Linked DNA regions of Homo sapiens: region 2 is linked to region 1. A link is a loop called in an ENCODE intact Hi-C map of the cell type or tissue named here. Cell type or tissue: IMR-90. All regions are shown on one strand.

What was found. Hi-C counts contacts between places; a loop is a spot of excess contacts. Peaks named below come from ENCODE experiments on the same cell type or tissue, not always from the same donor. Only the 100,000 strongest peaks of a DNase experiment are listed, where the experiment ranks them.
Region 2: it touches region 1 in a loop (5-fold over the local background); 4 of 110 quality-filtered maps call a loop at or near these places.

The regions. Positions count from the first base shown.
Region 1 is chr21:37,581,361-37,583,860 of GRCh38, forward strand. All of the region lies in intron 1 of KCNJ6-AS1 (KCNJ6 antisense RNA 1), which reads left to right. Among named protein-coding and RNA genes, the nearest start is that of KCNJ6-AS1, 64 kb to the left of the region's middle. In IMR-90, a CTCF peak has its summit at 1,406 (motif pointing left); a DNase peak (open chromatin) is centred at 1,381.
Region 2 is chr21:37,249,839-37,252,338 of GRCh38, forward strand. The region is part of intron 1 of VPS26C (VPS26 endosomal protein sorting factor C); the gene reads right to left. Among named protein-coding and RNA genes, the nearest start is that of VPS26C, 16 kb to the right of the region's middle. In IMR-90, a CTCF peak has its summit at 1,293; a DNase peak (open chromatin) is centred at 1,343; H3K27ac peaks cover 167 bases.

The DNA of each region.
Region 1 (2,500 bases):
TGTTGAAGTCCTAACCCCCAGTACCTCAGAATGTGACTGGATTTGGAGATAGGACTTTTAAGGAGGTGACTGAGGTTAAATGAGGTCACAGGAATGGGTTCTAATTTAAACTGACTGGCATCTTTGTAAGGAGAGGAGGTTAGGACACAAACAGACACAAAAGGAAGACCCTGTGTAGACTCAGGAGAAGACGCCATCTGCAAGCCAAGGAGAAGGGCTTCAGACTGAAATGAAATGAAACCCCCACTACAGACACCTTGATCTTGGACTTCCAGCCTCCAGAACTGTGAGAAAATAAATGTCTGGGCCGGGTGCAGTGGCTCATGCCTGTAATCCCAGCACATTGGGAGGCTGAGGTGGGCAGATCACAAGGTCAAGAGATCAAGGCCATCCTGGCTAACATGGTGAAACCCAGTCTCTACTAAAAATACAAAAATTAGCTGGGCATGGTGGCGGGCACCTGTAGTCCCAGCTACTAGGGAGGCTGAGGCAGGAGAATGGCGTGAACCCGGGAGGTGGAGCTTGCAGTGAGCTGAGATCGTGCCACTGCACTCCAGCCTGGGTGACAGAGCGAGACTCCGAGACTCCGTCTCAAAAAAAAACAAAAAACAAAAACAAAAAACACATTTTGTGGAAAGAACAAGAAAGAATAAGGTAGAGTGATTTTTATTTTATTTTTTCTGTTATTTTGGCACAGGCACGACAAAGACCAGGAAGTGATTGGTCTTTTATCTGTTTTCTTATCTGTTTCTATTATGGCTGTACCTGAAAGTGTTTAAATTATACCAAATATTTTCTTGCTCTCTCTCTCTGTGTCTCTCTGAGTTTTACTCCAAAGGTTTTCTGGAGAGGGCACGCGGTGGAAACCAGACTTTGTTGGCGGAAAGAGATGGTTCAAACCTTTTGTCTGCTGCTTGCTCACTGGACGTTGGGCGAGGCATCTTACATGTTTGAGCCACTGCTTCCTCATTTGTAACTGGGAAATGATGCCCTCTCAACGGATAGACATGAGCGTTATATGAGATAAAGCTGTAATTTGCTTCCTGGCCCATAACAGACCCCAAATAAATGCTATTTTCCATTTCTTCTCTTCCTTCTCCCAACCCATAGTTAGCCAGAAAAAAACCAGTTATGAACCAAAGAAAATTCCAGTTCACTGAATCCCTGTTTACATTTATGTAAATTAGAAGCATAAATGTAAATTACATTTATGTGCACTGCACTCCCAAATCAGTGTCCTCAGCAGGAGTTCAAAGAGGTGCTGCTCCCAGACTCAGGAAGTGCACCACTAGGCCGGTCCATGGACAGTCTTCTGAGCATGGGCCCCTCTCAGAAACAGAGGCTGTTTCAAGAATTCTATAGACATTGCATTTATTGGGCAACTGGCAAGCTGATGTCCCACCTAGTGGTCAGTGGGAGGTAGCCCATTTCAAGAAGAGATGAGAAGACCTTTCATAATATCTTCTGCTGGGCAGAGCCTGAAGAACTGTGTCAGCTCACCCCATTCTCTCCATTTACAGAGGCCTGGGCACGTACAGCACAAGCGTGAGGCATGACAGGTGCAGCGTGCAACGTCCTCTGGCAATGAGGGTGGGGCTGGTGAGAGTCACTCTCCTGGAGAGAGAGAGAAAGTCCTGAGATTAAGAGGCATACCTTTGAATGGTTTCCCTAAAATATAAAATATTTCAAATACACAGAAAAGTTTATAACACACAACACATTCCCCACCCAACTCTCTTGAGTGCTAACATTTTGTCACACTTGCTTTCTGTTTTATTAAGAAGCAAAACAATACATATGCCGTCAAATCTCCTAAAATACCCTTCCACGACCCTTTCTCTTCCCTGTCTTTCACCCAGTGGTAACCATCAGCTCCAATTTTGTGTGTACCTTTAATGGCATTCAAAAATTCCACTAACATCCCATGTGTGAATCCATTTTTTACATGTTTTCAAAATTTATTTTATTGATGACATGCTGTATGTATTTTTTCTATTATGAATAATGCAATGAACTTTCTTGTGCCATTTTCCCTATGGAACTTCTGCAAAAGTTTCTCTATTATTTTTTTACATGTGGAACTGCTGGATCAAAGAGCAAATGTTTTCTTTCCAGAGGTATTGTACCAAATTACCCTTCAAATCTCCAGAGGTAAGAAGACCTCATGCTCTATATTTGCACTTATGTTGAGATTGTTAGTCTTCTTAATATTTTCCATTTGATGGTTATGAAATGACATTTCATACTGTTTTGATTCATAGTTTCTTATTTAGTAGCTATATTGAACATCTTTTTATGTTTCTTGGCCTTGTATTTTTTTTCTCTTCTGAATGGTCTGTTGATATCTTTTGCCTTTTATTTTTAGTTTTCAGACAGGGTCTCGTTCTGTCATTCAGGCTGGAGTGCAGTGGCGGGATCACAGCTCACTGTAAACTTTGTCTCCCAGGTTCAAGCAATCCTGCCTCCTCAGCCTCCTGAGTAGCTGGGACTACAGGTGCAC
Region 2 (2,500 bases), 330 kb before region 1:
TCATACAGCACACATGTTCAGGCTGAAAGATCAACAGAACAAAAGTCTAGAAATAGACCCAGACAGTATGGGAAGCTAATGTTTGATAAAGGTAGCATTTAAAATCCTTAGGGAAGAGAGGGAATATTCAATAAGTGATACTGGGAAACTGGCCAGAGAACTCAACCAAAAAAAATTAAGTTGGGCCGGGCAGGGTGGCTCACGCCTGTAATCCCAGCACTTTGGGAGGCTGAGGCAGGCGGATCACCTGAGATCAGGAGTTCAAGACCAACTTGGCCAACATGGTGAAACACCTTCTCTACTAAAAATACAAAAAATTAGCCAGGCATGATGATACATGCCTATAGTCCCAGCTACTTGGGAGGCTGAGGCAGGAGAATCACTTGAACTCAAGAGGTGGAGGTTGCAGTGAGCTGAGATCACGCCACTGCACTCCTGCCTGGGTGATAGAGTAAGACTCTCTCTTAAAAAAAAAAAAAAATCAAGTTGGACCATACTGAAACTTTTTGTGTATGACAAATGTAGCAAATACTTAAATGTAAAAACTGAAATAATAAAAGTTTTGGACAAAACCATAGAGAATAATTTTTTTCACATCTAAGTGGGAAAGGCCTTTCTATGAATGCCTCAAAACTCTGAATAAATATGGCCACAAATATGACTATGAACAATACCACTATATAAATGATAAACTAGGTAAAATACCTACAACTTAATATAACAAATTAGCAAAGGGCTGATTTCCCTAATATTTTAAGAATGCCTAAAAGAAATCAATGAAAGGCTGGGCGCGGTGCTCACGCCTGTAATCCCAGCACTTTGGGAGGCCGAGGTGGGTGGATCAGGAGGTGAGGAGTTCAAGACCAGCCTGGCCAAGATGTTGAAACCCCATCTCTACCAAAAATATAAAAATTAGTCGGGTGTGGTGGTGCACGCCTGTAATCCCAGCTACTCGGGAGGCTGAGGCAGAAGAATTACTTGAACCCGGGAGGCGGAGACTGCAGTGAGCCGAGATCACACCACTGCACTCCAGCCTGGGCAACAGAGTGAGACTCCATTTCAAAAAAAAAAAAAAAAAGACATCGATGAAAAAGATAACTCAGAAGAAAAATGAAAAAAAAAAGGGCAAATGATCTGAACAAAGAGCTCACAGAAAAGGGAATGCAGATTGTTCCTAAACACAGAAAAATATGCTCAATTTCAACAAAAATATGATAAATAGCAATTAAAACAAAGATAAAAAAATGTCATTACATTGTGTTGCCAGAGGGGAGGCAATAAGCCTTCTCTGCATTGCTGGGGATAACCTGAAATGTTGCAACCTCGTGCCGGCTATTTGGCAAGACCAAAAACATTTTACAAACACATGGGCCCAGCAGATACATTTGCAGATGTGAGATGACTTATGAACATAGTTATTCACTGCAACACTGTTTGTAAATAACAAAAGATGGTCGACAAACTAAATTCCAACAATAGGAAAATTGTGAGTTTTCTTTCAACAATGTGGAGATCATTTACACTAGTACATATGGGGATGCAGGGCTAGTTTCCTTCATTTATCTTAAGAACTGACTCCTTATTGCATATGAATCAGCATGTCCAGTCTACGCCCCCTCACTCCCATACATTCTACTTTTTTTTAAAATTTAAGCTGTATATTGCACCATTTGTGAAAAAGAGGAAGAAAAAGCACATTTGTACATATTTACTTGTAGATGCATACAGTATCTTTGGAAGGAATCACAAGAAATTGATAGCTGTGGTTGCCCCACAGGAGAAGCCCTTGATGAATAGGGTGGGTGAGGCAGGGGGTATCGATCTTGAAATTCATGAATGTTGAACCCTGTGAATTGATTACCTATTATAATGAATCCATTTTTAAATAAAACAAAATCCCAGAGTGGGTAGCCTTTAGACCTCAATGTACAAAGTTCTAAGCCTCTTAAATTTTGATAACCTATAGGCCTAATAGTCTCTCCTCAGGAAAAGATCTGAAGATTGTGTGTTAAAAAGTCACATTTCTTTGGGTTAGTTCTTATTTTGGACTTGAACACAACTGCTAGAAAAGTAAAAGCCTCTCAACGCCTCAGCCATTCTCTCTGCAATGCTTTTCCTTTCCAATGGTCCTGGCAGTGGGATGCACCATGACAGCCCATCTTCGTTCCCCACAGTCGTGTGCATATATCTGAACAAGGCCTTCCCTCCTAAACCACCTGAGATTCTGCCATCCCATTTGGTCTAAAGATCCGGTACACCTATAGTGAGATGCCTTTTTATTTACCAATGAGGACCAAATGCACTAAGTAGTGAACTAACATGAAAACAAAACACCAAGGTAAGTTACTGAGCTGGGTGGGAAAACATGAGTGAGACAATTAATTGCTTGTTGAAACACTCTACCCTTTCTTAGTAGCACTGAGAGACCCATTTTGATTAGAAAGCGGAAATCAGAAACATTAAAGAGATTTCAATGTGTTAGGTATCCCCATCTCCACTA